2 separate regions of the Homo sapiens genome follow, and region 2 is linked to region 1. A link is a loop called in an ENCODE intact Hi-C map of the cell type or tissue named here. Cell type or tissue: GM12878. All regions are shown on one strand. Each heading gives the region's core, and the rest is flanking DNA. Links, peaks and the distances in the headings are about the cores only.

Region 1 (9,063 bases), core at 1,276-6,275:
ATAGTAAGGCTTTGATAAATATTTATTAAATGAATGCACTGACATCCTAGTGAAAAGACAGATACTGTAGTGTAGTGATGAAAAGCTTGGGCTTTGGAGTAAAACAAGCCTGGGTTTGAATCCCAGCTTTGCTGCTTACCAGCTGTGTGTCTTTAGAAAGTGATTTAACCTCTCTGAGACTCATTTTTCTCATCTATAAAATGAATATTATAGCACCTTGAAAGTGTGTTGTGAAGATAAAAAAAAAAGATAAATAGGCAATACAGCATGGTAGGTAAGAAACAAGGCTTTATCGTCCAATGGATATGGGTTCTGGGCTTTAGCTTCCAGTTATGGCTCTCCCATTACCTTATACAATTTTTAGAAGCCCTCTAAGCTCATTTTCTTTACCTGTCAAATGGGTATAAAATACTATGGCCTGCCTCACAGGAGAGTGGCCAGGATTAAAGGAGGTAATCTCTGCGTAGTGCTTAGCAGACTGATCAACTCGTAACAAGGGACTAATTAATTGAAGATGACGATGATGATAATGTTTGAAAGGTGCTTAGCTTTATTGCTCACACATCATAGTAATTGCTCAATAAATGGTGGCCTTGACAATAAATGAAGGACAACTTTATTAGAACTCTGGGAGCCTCCCAAATTTGCCATTTTCTTTTTGTTCTCCTTTCTCCAGGGGGAAGTAAGGCAAATGCATGAAGTTATCTTTGTGAGATACTTGTTTCAACTCGAAAATGAAACAGCAAGCAATTTTTGTGTGCCACACTTTTTGCCCTGTCACCAACAGTTCTGTTATGATTTCAGAACTTAATTTCTAATTTTTGGATGCAGTTGCACAGAGGCATTTCTTCACCACGTGATCACTGTGGGGGCTTAATATAACTCAGGCATTTGCTCAGCTGGTTTGGAGCTAATGGAATTGGCTGTAGTGGCTGTACTTAGGGGAGATTATAATGTCTCAAGGGTTTCATTGGCTTCCACTTCCTTCTGCAGACTTATAGTAAAAGACAAGAGATGCCTCTTCCTGGCTCTATTTCTCATTTGCTGTGTGACTCTCAGCAAGACACTTCGCTGCCGCTGAGAACCACACCCACTAAGTGGACGACCCAGTTATGAATCCTTGCTCCATTCTGCTGTATGACCCTGACCAAATTATTCAATGTTGCCATATCTTATTTTCCATCTTTGTAAATAAATAAATGTATATGACAAATAGAATGATCCTATACCTTAGGGCTTTGTGAAGATTAAATGAGATACTACATGTAAAGAGCACTTTGGAAGTACTCAATAATACTTATTATTATGTTTTCTGTATAAAAAATTGAAATGTTCTATTACCATGGTATTTTGTTTATAAACACTTTATATATATATATATATATATATATATATATTTTTTTTTTTTTTTTTTTTTTTTTTTTTTTTTTTTTTGAGATGGAGTCTCTCTCTGTCACCCAGGCTATAGTGCAGTGGCGTGATCTCGGCTCACTGCAGGCTCTGCCCCCGGGTTCACACCATTCTCCTGCCTCAGCCTCCCCAGTAGCTGGGACTACAGGTGCCCACCACCTTGCCTGGCTAATTTTTTGTATTTTTAGTAGAGATGGGGTTTCACCGTGTTAGCCAGGATGGTCTCGATCTCTTGACCTGGTGATCCGCCTGCCTCGGCCTCCCAAAGTGCTGGGATTACAGGCGTGAGCCACTGCGCCTGGCCCAACACTTTCTATATTTTAAAAGTTCTAGAACTTCGGCTTCTGCCCATGATGTCCTGTGGGGTCCTGAAAGCAACTGTTGAAGAATATCTTTGCTTGAAAAGAGCCACGAGTGACCACTGTGTCTTCCTACAAGTGGTCAGACACAATTGTCTCTTGATTATTTAGTGTAATGTAGGGGAATAACTGAGATTAACTGGTGGTTATGATTTTGCTTAAGGCAGTGTGATGAGGACACTAAGGTTAGGGCAGCTCCTGAGCAGGAGGAGGCTGCTATCCAGAGTCAGGAAGTCTCCCAAGGTGTTTTTTGCCTGGTGATCAGCTTTTGGCCAAAAGCCTATTACTCTCAGGTGAACCTGGCCCTGTTCTTGGTCCCAAAGCTCCCGGACCAGGCTGAGCTATAAAAATAGAATGCCAAATTATTGATCCTACAGTGTAAAATTAAGCTGTTCTATCCACTGGATAGGCTTGCCTAAGTTCCCCTTTAAGGCAAATTAAGTGACAAATCAAATTATTGGACAGTTGCTTGGTAAGTACAGAATTGATGTGAGGGGAGTTAAGTGATTCAAATGCTTATATTATCAGGCCCCGTTAGCCTGCTGTTCCACCTCTACAGTGCAGATCTATCTGTCAGGTGACCACTTGAGTGGGCACACAGGGCTTCCTGGCAACCCTGATTAGGTTCGGAACAAGCACTTCCATCATTTTTCTTTTTTTTCTTAGAGATGTGCTCTCACTCTGTCATACAGAGCTGGAGTATAGTGGTGCAATTATAGCTCACTGCAGCCTCGAACTCCTGGGCTCAAGCGATCCTCTCCCATCAGCATCCTGAGTAGTTGGGATTACAGGTGTGAGCCTCCATGCCAGGCTATACTTTATATAAAATTTTTTAGCTGACAGACTTCCTCCCCATATCCTGTTCTACATATTATTTTTTATTTAAATTCTATTTTTCATCAGAGTAAAACATGTATAATGTTTTACAAATCTAGTAATAGTATAGATTTGTACTGAAAACCAGTTTCTTGCCCCAATTTCCCCACTCTCCTTTGCTTCTTATGCTTCGGGAGCAGCCACTTTCAAATCTCTTGTTGATTCTACTAGTGACCCCCACATTTCTAACTGATATGCTTGAATTGCTGTTTCTTAATTTTTCTATTTTAGACATTATCTCATGTTTTCTATGGACGATGACCATAGGGTACTTACACCATTCTCTCCTTCCATTTCACTCTTCCCCTTCTTTTTTCCGGTATGATTATATCATAATATTCAGTTAATATTTACATTACTGTGACAATGTAAGCATTCATGGCAGAGCTACAAAATGTACCATGATTACATTTACTTTCTTCCTTCCTTTCTTGTTTGCATTTTAAAATTTATCTCTGGAACACACATTTCTCTACCCACATCTCCTATCTTTAAATCGATAAGGGCATATGAAACCATAATGCCTTGCCTTTACTACACCTAACAAAATTAACAATTCATTAATATCATCCAATACCCAGCCCAAAATCAGATTTCCCTGATTGTCTCAAAGATATCCTTTTACAGTTGATTAGTTTAAATAAGGACCTAAATAAGGTCCATAAATTGCATTTGGTTGTTATATCCTTTTACTTTCTTTTATTCTGGAGTACTTCCCAGAATAAAATAATAAATGTCACAAATAATGTCACAAATAATTAATAATTATGTCAGAAATAATTACTTCCTTACTCTCCTTTTATTTGTGACATTAATTATTTGGAGAAATTGGATATCAAATGCCCTATATTCTAGATTTGGCTGATGGCTTCTTCACCACGTCCTTTTAACTTGTTCTGCTAGATCTTATATTTCCCATAAACTGGTGGTTGCTGCTAAGGTTTGATTAGATTAGGGTTTAGAGGGTTTTGTTTTGTTTTTTCTTTTTAGGCAAAAACACTCTATAGGTGGTGCTAGTACTTCCTATTTTATCATGTCACAAGGCAATAATGTCTGACTATATCACCTTTAATGGTGATTAAGTTGATCAGTGGTTCGGGATAGTGGCAGCCTGATCTTCTTCCCATGACCAAGATTTCTGTCAACTTTTCACCTACTGGTTTTAGCACCCATTGATGATCATTGCCTAGATCCATTGTTTAATGAGACATATATTCTGTCCTTTCATTCTGCAGTTCTGTCCTGTGCCAGTGAGTGCTGATTATTATGCAGTTTAACTCCAGAAGGCCATCTTATTTTCCTCATTTCCAAGTCTGTGTTAGAGTCAGGGAGTTTCTCTGTGACCCTCATGTGCTACCTGAGAACTGACTAAATTTATATGAAAGTAACATTCTTATAGTTGTATTGATTAAAATTTTTATTTGAACCTCTAGTTGAGCTTTGCTGTTGGCTTTGAAAACATAATGGAAAAGTGGAAAGCATTCTTGTCAGTCATGTTGAAAAGTAACTGGCAGAAAAAGTGGACTTAAAAAAAAAAAGTAGTGGAACAAATAAGGGGACTCTGCTTTGGTTTATAATGCCTCCTTTCTCTAGGGTAGGAAAATTTTGAAGTCCAGTGGGGTCTCTCCTGCCTGCGAGGGAATTGGCGAGAAGCTATCAGGATACGCATGGATGACACACAGTCACACAGTCATTTGAGGACTTTTTGGTTGCTGTTTTGTTTTAGTTTTTACCCCCTTAGAGAAGTCTTTCATAAAAATTTTTCCTAAACCCTGTTGCATGCAAATTAGGGCTTTTCCTTTCCTCTGTAATGGGGCCTGATATTCTTTGATGTGTTGTAGCAGAATTTAGCTTCTAAATACAGTTTGAAACTAGCTCTCCACACACACACACACACACACACACACACACACACACACACACACACCCTTGAATTCTCAGCTGACATGTTATTTCTATTTTTTTGTCCTTACTGCAAGAACCTGTCCTGTAGGAACCAAGTTCAGTGGTAGGAGGAGATTATGTAGACATCTTGCTTCTACTTCCTGTAAAGTTGGATCATGCAGACATGAGATGCAGGTGAACAGGAGAAGGAAGTCCTCTCCAGTGTCTCCCAGCTGGGAGCCTGTTTTCATGCTTTTCAAAGAGCTCCTTTTTTGAGACAGATGAATCCCTGGTATAAATACCTGTGCTGTTATTATAGAAAGAGACAGATTGGTCACCTTGTTAATGACTTCCAGTATTCCAGAGTTCCTCCTCTGAAATACTCTGCAGATCCAAATTATCATAATATAGGGGCCTCTTCTGCCATTTAGAATGACCTTCCACATAACTCTCAATGTCCAAATTGGGCCCTTCCTTCAAGGCCCAGATCAAATGACTCCTCCCCTGAGTCTCCCATTGAGAAGTCATACCTTCCCATCTCCTAGCTTCCCATCCATCCTCTTTTCATGGATTACTTGCTACATTTCATTTTAGCTCATTTGCGTACTCATTTTACTTTTTTTTTAAACAGAAAAATATCAGTCTTATCTTTGTTTTAACCACGATTTGTATTTAATAAGTATTTTCATAACATTTTTAATTTTAATAATTAATTACTTGAGTAATTTTGTTTTCTGAGATATTCAGCTTTTATTTCAACTATGCTTCCAGTATCTACAGGGGAGTCTGTCAGTCACATGTTGAGCCAGGTTTTCTATTTCAGAAGAGGAAGGAAAAGAATGTGTAGGGGAATTAGTATGGAACTGGAGTGAGAAGAACTAGATTCAAAACCCGTCCCCACCACTTCAGAGCAACTGCTTTAGTGCAATTGGTATGTCAGCAGGGGCCTTCCCTCAAAAATACACAGCTCTGTAGCAAAAGTCATCTGTAAGACATATTTAAGACTTAGTTCATCAGAAAGAGGGTAGGGAAGAAAGGACTGTGTAGATTTATGAGCAGTGGTGGATGGCACAGGGATGGGGTCTTGGGCCCTCAAAGCCCTCCGAGGTAGTACTGGCTACTGGGAAAAGGATGTCGGGGAGCAGGTCCCACTTTTAGCTGCACTTGAAAAGATGAGTGTACAAAGCTTATGGAGTACTCAGGACGGAGAGAACATGGTGAGTGTTAGGGAAGGAAGCCTTAAATATAAACTTTACTCTTTAACCTCCTTGCAATCTCACTCTGAACCTCCTTAGTCCCAGGTATGGGTTTCTCTCACTTCTTACTTCCATAGTCCTCTCTTGGAAGCTCTTTGGCTGAATTAATGAAGGGGACCACTACTCATAAACCATAACCAGCACTTACGAGGAGCCTCACATTAGTAATGGACGACAACCCTCAGAGACAGCCATAGGTCCTAATGCTATTATTAATAGTCAAACCTGTGTAGAGAAAAAGGAGAAGCCAAGATCCAGTTCCACGGGACATAACAATTCACAAGCAGCTCATCCTTATTTCAGAAAGCCAGTAAGACCTAGCTTTCTCATGGAGGTTATTCTTTCACCGTCAGTCTGCCTCTTTTTCTGGGAGGTGCCCTCCCCTTCAGGATCAAGGAATGTAAAGACCATGAGATATGGAGTCAGACTTGGGTTTAGGCCCATTTATATGCTGTAAACTTTAGGCAAGTCACTTTTTCTCTCTGATACGGAAAGAGATATAATATATACCTTATTGATGTTGATAAAGATGTTCAGATGAAATTTTATATTCATATAAATGTGTATATTATATATATGGCCCGTTCATTATTTTAAAGCAATGTAAATAATTCTTATCTATTACCATAGTATTTCAAAGGCTACATCTTGCCACAGGTGAGAATCAGAGGTATGTTCTGGGGGTTTTTTTTGTTTGTTTTTGAGACAGAGTCTCGCTTTGTCATCCAGGCTGGAGTGTAGTGGCATAATCTTGGCTCACTGCAACCTCCGTCTCCCAGGTTCAAGCAATTCTCTCATGTGCCTCAGCCTACCAAATAGCTGGGACTATAGGCGCGTGCCACCATGCCTGGCTAATTTTTGTATTTTTGGTAGAGACAGGGTTTTGCCATGTTGGCCAGGCTGGTCTTGAACTCCTGGACTAAAATGATCTGCCCGTCTTGGCCTCCCAAAATGTTGGGATTACAGGCGTGAGCCACTGCGACCAGCCAGAGGCGTGCTGTGTTCTATTGGCTCTTTTGCCTACCAGTGCCAGAAATTTCCTACACTTCTTGGCATCTTGCTTTTCTCTCCTATGAAATAGGCAATACTAGTTGCCCTAGAGAAGAAATTTATCTAGAGAAAAAAATGTACAAGGTAGACACAGCTGGTGAGTTACCCTTATACTATTTCCAGTACTACCAATTTCATTTCTTCCAGAAGGATTTAGAATGCCACATAGTAGTTTTCCTGGTGCCATGCTTGAAATGGTGAATCTATTTGAAAGAAGGGATTTTGTAGTCACATTGATGTTGCTGCTTGCTGCAAGCCAGGCAAGTCACTTAATATCTTTATCCTTAAAAGAGGAATAATGTCACCTACCTCATGGTGTTACGATGAGGATGAAAGGAGGTCTGTAACTAAGGCACTGAACATGGTGTTTGATACTCACTGGGTACCCAGTAAATGTTAGTTTTCTTTGTCTAGACTATGTAGTGCTCTTCAGTTTTCACCCTGATCAAATTGCATTTGTTAAAAATTCCAAGTAAGACATGGCACTGGGTACTTTAAATAAAGGGGTGCTAAGGGAAGGTCAGCATGCGGTAGAGGGCTGAAAGAGCCAGTTACATTTGTTTGTTTGTTTGTTTTGTTTTGTAATAAACAACAGTGGCTTCTCATCTCCTTTCCCTGGTCCTGAGCCTGCTGAGTCACTGTTCCAGCCCTTGGGCCACATGATCTCAGGCTGTGTCTATGGAATACAGCAAAACCCACAAGAAACCAGCACTAATAGATGGCAGGTCATTTTGAGGGATTTTTCTTTGCGTTCCTGTGCTTGCTCTCCTGGTGAGATAGGAAACCTTTAATAAGACTTTTCCTAAATGATGTTGCATGTGAAATGCAGATTTTTTTTTTTCTGTTCTCCTAACAAATGACCATTTCATGAGGTTTCTTTTCATTTTTTCTTCTTTCCTGCTTCTCAGTACATTCCACAAAGAGCTTATTCCTCTGCTGGTTACTGATTGATGGTTCTACTCTGTATGCCCTTTAATTTTGCAATAAACCAACAAGGAGTTGAGACCACAAACTTAAAGAGAATTGACTTATTTGACTGGATTCACTGGAGCCAACAGGCAGATTTAGTCATTTCAGTGTGGTGCTAGGGAGGGCAGGAGGAGTCCATGAGAAGGAACACCGTGTTGTCAATAACCAGACAGAAAAAAGCTTGCTTGTCCTCTCATTCCAAAGCATGTGGGCATCTGTTCTCGGCAGTGATGCCTTTCCAGGCCTTGATGAAGGCAGGACGGCTTCCATGAGATTTGCTCAGAACTCCAGGATTCTGAATTCAGTGGGACTTTAGGTATGTAGGATTGGTAGTCAGTGTTTCCAGCTTCTGTGTCCCTTTTTTCAAAGGGATCATGGTATACCTTGAAGGACTGCAGGAACAGCCATAAACCCTCCTCAGTTACCAGTCGTTAAACAGCCTGGCCTCTTGGCTAGATGACTTCAAAGACCAAAGACAAACCCCTGGCCCTATCACCTCTATCCTAGCTGAGTCTTTAACATAAGGCCAGGACCTCTGTCAGGTTATAGAGGTACTAATATACTTCATGCGCTGGTTCCCAAATATATTAAGAATTAATTATTTTTTTTCTTATTTAGCACTACCATTGTACAGAGCAACCCATCCGAAAAATAAATACAAATATCATTTCAAATAGGAAAAACAAGAAAATATTTCTTAAACTAAAGACCTTTAGTTTTAGAGGTATGCATTTGAAAACACAGATACTATCATCACGTATATTTAAGACTGGTTCCAGACCCATGCTGCTCTCTGTGCGTTGAAATGAAACTGAGAAGACAAATGCCCAAATGGAATTTTTCCCACCTGTGAACTCCTATTCCAGATCCCAGTGTTGTTTGTGGCTCTTCCACATTTAACCAGCTAACTGCCTGCTCTTATTCTGTTCTTATGTGACAACCAATCTTCTGAAACTCTCGTCATCACATTTCAGCAGAAGTGAAAATATTAGCAGAGTGGTTGGTGGCCAAGACAGAAATAGAACCCAGGAGTCTGTGTCCTTTCCCTTGCCGGACCTACTGGAGCATGGTTCCTCCTGCCTGAAGACTCAGTGTTTCCAACTCTAACAAACAGAATTCTAACAGTTGACTGGTTTCTTCTTGCTACTCAAAATTTGTTTTATACTTAAACATTTTGTACAGTTTTTTCTTTATGAATGATTTTGCATTAAACAAATGGGACTTGGTTAATCTGATATCAGTGAATGCCTTATTCTGAG
Region 2 (9,063 bases), core at 2,415-7,414, 64 kb before region 1:
ATCTCCCACTCATGGTGATGTAAATTTTGATCTCCAGGTCAAGGCATTGTCTAATTTTTCCTTTGTGTAGGTACTGTTTTTCCTTTAAAAGCACTGAGTAATCAGTGGGAAACAAATAGCTTGCTCTTCATCACTACCCCCAAATTTATTATCTGTTGATGATTCTTGTATAGTCCAAACTTTATAAGATGACTGAAAAATCATGATTTTCCATCTTTGACATTCCTTCCACATTCGCCTGTCAACAGTAGACATTTTCTAATAAGCAGGAGCTTTTTCTTCTCTCCATCCAAACATGCATCTCTTACCAGTTTGTACTGGTCATGGAATCCACTGTTCTTTTCAGTGGTTGATACTGTACCAGATCATTTTGGTATATAAACTGTCTCAGATTTAGCCAGTATGTTCTGGTATCATATCTCCACCGTCTATTTTTTTTTTTTTAACACTTCCTTGATTTTTGGCATAAGTTATTCTAGGCACACCTTGTACCTACTCTGCCTAAGCTCTGAAATCACCCATTTTCCCAAGAAACCCCAGTTCTTTTTTTTTTTTTTTTTTTGAGACGGAGTCTCACTCTGTCACCCAGGCGGTTATGCAGTGGCGCGATCTCGGCTCACTGCAAGCCCCGCCTCCCGGGTTCATGCCATTCTCCTGCCTCAGCCTCCCAAGTAGCTGGGACTACAGGCGCCCGCCAACGCGCCCGGCTAATTTTTTTATATTTTTAGTAGAGACAGGGTTTCACCCTGTTAGCCAGGATAGTCTCGATCTCCTGACCTCATGATCCGCCCGCCTTGGCCTCCCAAAGTGCTGGGATTACAGGCTTGAGCCACCGCACCCGGCCACCCCAGTTCTTTTCTGGTGGAAATAGTGTTAAAGACTAAGTTCTGGGCATAGGTGTGCTCATTACTATTGAGGTATCTTGGCTCTTGGCTCTTTCAGTGAAGTGAACTTGGGGAAAAATACACACACACACACACATACATATATATATAAATACACACACATATACACCTACATATGCATATATGCATATTTTAGAAATCATGAATTGATTCATTGATATCTCCAATTTTAATTCATTCCCACAGGTTTCTTACTTGCCCAATTCAGTTTTACATGGCTTCTGAATTTGAAATAATAAGGCAAAATGGTAGAGATGTTCAGCTTGCAGTGGGGGAAGATAGAAAATCGAAATTCACATGACAGGGTGAAGCATAGTGATTAAGATTAGGAAGTCATCCACACAGAGTTAGGAGAAAATACATCTAGAGTTTGCCAAATCCAAAGGCAAGACTGTAAGAAAAAGATACTAAAAGAGAAAAGAGCAGAGGATGTCTCTGCATTTTGTGATACATTAAAAAGTTATGGTAGGAGAAGGAGATAAATTAAGAATAGCCTGGGGAAAGAGATGTAGAGAGTGAAGTCAAAGAAGCAGGGGAGCCAGTACTAGGTAGAGTCATGGTGGTCAGGATTAGAAAGAATTCCAGCAGTCCAATACTGCAGAATAGTCAAGGAAAATTGAAGACCGAGACTGGGCCTTTGGATTTGATATTTGGTTACCAAAGGTTTTTAAATCTGGATTTAGGAACTCATTTGAGATTTTTTTTTTGAGAATATAACTTTTAAATAACAAGTCAGCTCACGTTAATTAATGTTTAATGTTTTGGGGACATTTACATTTAGCTTTTCTTAACCTTTTAAATGTGTTCACTAAATATTATTTTATTTCTAACTGCAGGCTAAGCAAGTTATACTGTGTGTATAAAGTGCCCAAGTCTAAGAGGCATTGTAGACAGGCTATTTTTAGGGAAACTCATGTTTTTCTTTAAAAGTTCAGCTAGCATTTGGAATCGATATACAGTATAATATTTAAAAAAAAAAACAACATATTTCCTCATCCCCCAAGAGGTTTCTTAAAATAGCATGTAATCTTACCTACAGTGGGAAAAGCCTCAAATTTTATAAATTGGGTTGGATCTAACCCAGATTACCTGACCAAGAGAGTCCCCAAGAAAAACAAGGTGTGGTAAAGGTTATAGTAATGGTAATTAAGAAAGTTGTGTTGTGCCTGCTGGGCCTCACTAAAAGCAATGACCCAGCCTGTGGCTACTGGCATCATTTTGACTGCTGAGACATGCTTTCTTTTGGAGAGAAGTCCAAACCAAATCTTTGCCCACTTTGAAAGCCAAGATATTCTCATTCCTTTCAGCCACAGAAAGGGCTGGTTTTTCTAACAGGATCATGTCCGTGTGACCTTCTGATGTATCAACTTGTTTTCTATGCAGTATATAAACAATAAAGGGTTTAATTTTAGTTGCTTTTCTTCACAGAGTCATGGAATATTACAAATGTTAGAAGCTAGAGAGGATCTTTGAGGTTATCTGCTTTAAGCCCCTTGCTTTCCACAGGAAAACACCAAGGCTCAGAGAGATAAAATGTGTCCATGCTGGACACAGCTGGAAAATGATAGAGCTTGAACTCAGGTTAACTGACCCTCCATGCAGGTCTGTGGCTGCACCATACATTACAGCATCTCTATTCAACAGTAAAACTCATTGGGGTTATATATTATACCCTAGTGGATATTACATCTGTGGGATGACAAGCTGCATTATGATAGAGTTGCACTGTGCTCAGCAGCAGTTGAGTAGCCAGCACCCACAGGCAACCTCTATGGGCAATCTGAAAGTGAAATCTTTACTGAATTGAATGGAATCTGTGGAGATCTTCGATAGTCTTCCCTTGAGGTGAAATCTTGTTTTGTTGAGTGGTTTAAGATGTTTTCTAGGGTGTAGCACTTTGCAGAAGTGCTTTCCTCTTTCATGATAGGTGACCCAGTTTGGAGATCAGGAAGATTTTGTCATCCTTCACATTGCAAGACTTGAAGACTTGCAACTCAAAATGGTATATTTTTTTCTTTTCTTCCAATAGAGAACAATTCCACTCTAGCACTCAAGTATCTAATACTTTTGGGACATGTTGAAACTGTTTCCATTTCATCTGATTTCACTCAGCAATTATTTATAGAACTCTCTGTGAGGTAGGCACCATGCTAAGTATCCTGAGGCTGACAAAGACATCCTTTCTAAGTTGAGGCAGTGACAGAGGGCACAGCAGCCATTGCTAATTGTCCTTGCTGCAGCCTTGTTGGGTGACACCTCTGGCTTCCAGGGCCTCATATTTTCACAGCTTCACTGATAACTCTCTGAGAGGAATTGTCCCTCCCACTAAGATTCCCTTCTAGAAGATGAGTTTTTCCATGAGCATTTTAAAATTTTCTTTGTTGCCTTGTTCATTTTTTTTTCCAACATTTAAAAGAGCAGAAGTGAGGGCGAAGAGAAAGGAGAATATTTAGATCTGAAAAATGCACCAGTCCACTTTTAATCTACTTTTGGGAAGATGATTGTAAGATATTCTGTACCCACTTAGGGATCTCCTGCCCTTCGGATACACATGCCTTAACTACCATCTTGCTAGAATAGAAGGTCCTGTGTTTAGGCATCAAAGAAAGGAATTGCACTGAGAAATTTTAGTGATAATTCTTTTATTGTAATCGTGATTTTCTTCCTCCTGCTAATCTTTTTAAGTGGTATTAAAGGAAGCTTCTTGCCAGGCAGTAATATTCCTCCATGAGCACACGATCTTTTTCCTTATTTGGCACTGGAATTTCATCAGGCTGTATTAGTCTGAGCGAAACATACTCTAGGAATACCTTTTTTTTTTTTTTTTGAGACAGAGTCTTACTCTGTCACCCAGGCTGGAGTGCAGTGGCGCCATCTCAGCTCACTGCAACCTCCGCCACCCGGGTTCAAGTGATTTTCCTGCCTCAGCCTCCTGAGGAGCTAGGACAACAGGCGTACGCCACCATGCCCAGCTAATTTTTGTATTTTTAGTAGAGACAGGATTTCACCATGTTGGCCAGGCTGGTCTCTAACTCCTGACCTGAGGTAATCACCTGCCTCAGCCTCCCAAAGTGCTAGGATTACAGGTGTGAGCCACCGCACCCAGCCAGGAATATCTTTAGAATAGTTCTATAGTTAGGAACGTTGAGACCAGGTAACAAGGGATTTATTCAATGGGATGACAATTTTTATACACCATGCCTGAAGCAAATAAAGGTGATCAGTATTTATATTGCAGTATTCAAATACTCTGGAGCCAAATAGATAGGACTACCTTAAAAATGTTCTTGTACATGTGGGTTTGATCTTAAAGATATTAGGGATGGTAACATACCATTCTATGTATATACATGACCAGGCCTTAGGTTACTTAAGGGTGATGGAATGACCATTGTGTGTGTCTTGTGTCTTGGTGGCCTTCAGTGAATTCTGCATGAGCTCTAGTAGTAACTGCCACTGCTGTAGTATCATGGAAAAAACACTGAACTTAAAATAGTTTTCTTACCTGTAACAAAATGGACAACAATCTCACAGAGTTTGTGTGAGAATTAAAGGAGAAAATACTTGGGAAGAAGTGCTTTGAAATCTCCATTGCACTCTGCAAAAGCAAGGAAATGCGCTTGTGATCAGTATCATGTTGACGTGGAGTGAGTTACTCCCCAGCTGTTCACGATATGGTCGCCCACAAAGAGCAAGTAGGTCACTTCACCAAACAGAATTCTGTATGTATTACAGAAACTCCCAGGCTGAGTCACCAAGTAAAATGAAGGGCAGTGTGCTCTATTTAAAATGTTCATTTCATTTTCGCATTCCATTCTTTACTAACAGAATGGTTTCACTTCATTTCCAGTCACTTTCATTTTCAGGTTGTCAAGCTTCACTTAGTGTCAGTTGTGTTCCCACACTCAAACATGTGCCTTGTCTTCCTTGATCTTCTCTCTGAGGATGTTTCTCTGACTAATGTGCTGTGGTCAGAACAAGAGCATTGCCACATGGTGCATTTCCTAGGTAGGCATGTCTAAAATCATTAAGTGGCCTAGCTCAGAACATTCTTTGTGACCCTTTCCCCTCCCCACCCAGTGCCTAGTGACTGATTTATCTGAATATAAGGCTACTTCCACTTTTAGTTCAAGGGCCTTGCTCCCTGCCTGCAAGAATCTCTCTAATCACATTGCCCTCCCTCCACCCGCTTTCCCCATTGAAACCAATGTTTGGAGAAGATAGAAGAATGAAAAGAACATCTCAGGTCCTGTTTTTGTACCACCTTCACTATTGTAGCACCTCTTTTGTGTTGCCAACTGAATATGGTATACATGGCTTTAAGGGGGAAAAAAGAAAAATAAAACATAAGAAAGTAGGAGAGCTCCTAGCTTTCTTAAATGAATTAAAGGCCTTAGGCCAGAGTGAATTATATTATAGATTGTAGACTAGATATGGTGGGGAAGGTTACTCAACAACTTGGTTGGGAAATAAATTAATATATAAAACCATCAGATATCAGAGCATAGTTGTGGAAAGTCACCTAAGGAAAGTCATTGTCTCTAGGCCAAAGACTGGCCTAGACGTAAGTAATGCACCAGTGTGTCAGAAAGGGGGTTGGTCGACATCAGAAGCACCCAGAGGCAAACACTGGTTGTGCCCTGTACCCACAGTAACTGTCCATAGAAATGTGAATGTTGGTAGTCTTCAAAGTTTCAGTGTCACTGGCAAGTCCTTCTTTGTTGGAAATTCAATTTAACATTCAAGTTCTATAGCAAATGCCTCCTATTATGATGTCTTGTGTTTACAGTTTGCCTCTGTAAGTAGAACCCTCTAAAGGGAAAAATGCTCTGGTCAGATTGTTATGGTCTGTATGACAGATACATAACTGTTGTAAATCAACACATTGGCATTCTCGTTTGCTCCACCAGTTTGTTGTGAACTTCGTCAGGGGAAGGCATCATGCCTAAGTCTATTCAACTCTGGGATACTGACAAGGTCAAATTTCTGTGCCTGCAAGGCTGGGACTGGACCCAAGCTGTACAGTTCATACAATGAAATAGTGCCATTTAGTAAAAAAGGGAGATAATATGGCACTTGGTTGGAAGTTTGGCTCTAGAATCTGATTGAACTGGGTTTGAATACTAGGTCAGCCACTTACATGCTGTATGACCTAAGACCCCGCTCTAAAAAGGATATTATCTTTACACTGACCTCAGAGGGCTGTTTTGAGAATTAAATTAGACAATCCATGTAAAATACTTGACTCAGAGCCTTACATAGAGCTGTTAGCAGCAGCAACAACAGCAGCACCAGCAGCAAGGTAAATACCACCATGTGTGTCCTTTGGGTGGTCAGCAGTTTGCTGAACAATTTGGACTGGTTTAGAACCCTCCTAACTCACTACTGGGGACTTTCCATTGGAACCACAGCACTGGGTAGTGACAGAATTTGCCAGTGTAATCACATCATTTATGAGAAATGATAGCAATAGGGTTTGGTGTCATAGTAATGGAAAATGGCACTGGACACTATCCTAATTTTGAAGAAATGGAGTGAAGAAGAAGACATGTTCCAGAATGCACAGGACATTGATCTTCAGCAAATTTTTAGAGTGGATTACTGAATGATTACGTGTGAGAAAAATGTGATTATTAGGAGTCAATATGAGCTCATTGAAAACAAAACATTCCTATTTCTAACATCCTTAAAGTCTTTCACAGTTCATCTTATTGGTTATGGAAATGTCAAGGGATAGATTTTTATTTCTGGGAGGAGTTTGGCTAAGATTTTTATGATACTCTTGTTGTCTTGTTGAGGTTAAGTAGATTCATAGCTGGTTGAACAAATGTCCACTGGCAGTTTTGACCTGATGGATGGACTAATGTCCATCTGGAGAGGGGTCCTCAGGGTAAGCCTCAGGAACCTGTCTAGTGATGCTGTTCTATCCAATTTTCTCATTAAAAATTTCTGACGAAAGCACAAATAATGTGCTTTTGCAACAAGTGAGATAGGATTTTTTAAAGATCTGTGTAGGTTGATGGGCGGATTTGCTAATAACAACCATATGTAGCATTTATTGAGTACTTACTGTGTGCCAGGCAAAATGCTAAATGTGTTGTATGACTTCTCTCATTTAATCCTCACAGTGACCCTCTGAGGTGTATACTAGTAATATTCCATTCTATAGATAGATGTAGAGGCACAGATATGCTAAGTCATTTACCCAAGTCCCACAGCCAATAAGAGGCACAGATGGCAGAGGACCATTTGTCTATCACCAAAGCCCATGCTCATAACTGTATTATGCTACTAGAACCAGTGAGTCAGAATTTTACACAGATTAATGTAAAGTCCTAAGCTAAGGTTAACAAAATAGTATGTTAAGTCTTGAAGGAGGAAGCTTAGGTTGATAGCAAGTAATAAGGAAAAGATTTAGGGACATTAGTTGGTGGGAAACTCAATGTGATTCAATACTAACGTATACCTACTTTTAAAAAAGAACAACTAATAGGAGGGTGCATTATTAGAATATAGCATCATGGATCATGGTGGCAGTAGTTCTTCTCTAAGAGTCCATGTCCAGAGTACTAGGTCAGGTCTGTCATTAAGGGGGTCCTTGACCATTATAATCAGGAGAATAAGAGGTCTGGATTTACATCCTAAGAGGAAAAACGGTGAACTAATGTCAGGCTGGAAAAGAGAAAAACCAAAGAGGAATATGAAGACAACCTTCAAATATTAACATAGTTACATGATGAGAAAGAGTAGATGCCATTGGTGTCTAAGAGAGTAAAAAAATCACTTCTCATTCCCTGTTGAGAAATGGACTCTGGCATCAGGTTGATGGAGAACAAAATGTCAGCTTTATTCCAGTAAAACCATATTAGAGAATGTGGCCTGATCTGTGGCTACAATCAGGCCTTTTATACCCTTCCCTAGTTAAACACACTCTCAGAGTCAGGTAAGGCCCTGGACAACTGTTGTTTGCAGGAGGAGGGCAGTTCCTGTGTGAAGGAGAAGGAGAAAGTGTGCATCCTGAAGCCAGGGGTGCACCTGACTTCTCGACTGTGAATGAGAGAGGAGGAAACCTAGTTCATATCTGCACAAAAATTCTTTTTGGTATCCTTGAAGTGGGCTGAAACAAAAAAGATCAAAATGTTACTCTAGCAGGAGGCCACTCATGGAAACCTTAGGCAGGGGAATTGTGTTACCCCTGGTACTTACCAACTTTAACTTCAGTGGGGCAACCAAGCCAATGGAGCACTCTTATCTCTGAAATGTTTGGCCTCTGTACAGAATGATGTGAAAAAGAATCTTCTAGCATGGGGAGGTGGAGGGGAGGGATGTCTAGATTACTTCTACGGCCCCCACTCCCTAAGATTCTTTTGAAATCAGTTAAGACACGCATAAATAAAAAAACTCCAAGTAAAGCATGTCAGTATTTTAAAGGCTTATTTGTTTGAGCAATGAGAGATGATCAGTGTTCTAAGTGCTATGGTTCATCATGTTCTGGAGGTGGCTTTGTTCCAACTGTTTGTTCACGAGTGTTTTGAGTTAAAGGGAATTACAGTCTACAAATTTATGCACATGGCACTTCACAGAATAGAAGAGGCCAACTTCTGGCCTCTTATACCCACATGCAACAAATACAGCTCGTGTCCTTCCCCCAGGACTCAATTTGTAAGCCTCTTTATTGCATTGTGCTGTAGTAAAAAATTCTCAGTTTTGTGGGCAACCTGTGAAACCAGCCTTCTTTTATTTCAACTTTGTTGTTTTGCCTTTATACTGTGAATTAAATGAATCCTTGGGGGTTCTAATTATATTATGGAAAAAAGAACTTGATATTCTGAGAAGCTGAAGAACAATTTGTTTTCCTCAGCTAGGTATTTAGGACTTTTAGGATTTAGTTACCATTTTCAAAAAACTTGAAGAAGATTAATTATCTCCATTGCCTCAAATGACAAAGATAGTATGTTCAATTCTCTCCTGAGTTATCATCATAATAACCCTATATTCTTAATATGGCCTTTTATATTTTACAAAGTTTCTCAATAGGGAATGAGAAGAAAGTGATTTTTTAATCTCTTAGACACCAATGGCGTCTACTCTCCCTTATCATATAACTATCTTAATATTTGAAGGTTGTTTTCATCTTCCTCTTCAGTTTTTCTCTTTT

The links. A loop is a pair of places that touch in the nucleus more often than their neighbours do. Peaks named below come from ENCODE experiments on the same cell type or tissue, not always from the same donor. Only the 100,000 strongest peaks of a DNase experiment are listed, where the experiment ranks them.
Region 2: it touches region 1 in a loop (6-fold over the local background); 3 of 110 quality-filtered maps call a loop at or near these places.

What each region holds. Positions count from the first base shown.
Region 1 is chr14:68,271,270-68,280,332 of GRCh38, forward strand. The region is part of intron 7 of RAD51B (RAD51 paralog B); the gene reads left to right. Among named protein-coding and RNA genes, the nearest start is that of RAD51B-AS1, 410 kb to the right of the region's middle. RefSeq lists enhancers at 4,323-4,372, 8,677-8,846 and a silencer at 7,703-7,997. In GM12878, for the core only: a CTCF peak has its summit at 3,666; a DNase peak (open chromatin) is centred at 4,402; H3K27ac peaks cover 4,405 bases.
Region 2 is chr14:68,206,246-68,215,308 of GRCh38, forward strand. All of the region lies in intron 7 of RAD51B (RAD51 paralog B), which reads left to right. Among named protein-coding and RNA genes, the nearest start is that of RAD51B, 390 kb to the left of the region's middle. RefSeq lists enhancers at 4,314-4,513, 4,684-4,963. In GM12878, for the core only: no CTCF peak of the experiment used is centred there; a DNase peak (open chromatin) is centred at 4,806; H3K4me3 peaks cover 612 bases; H3K27ac peaks cover 2,772 bases.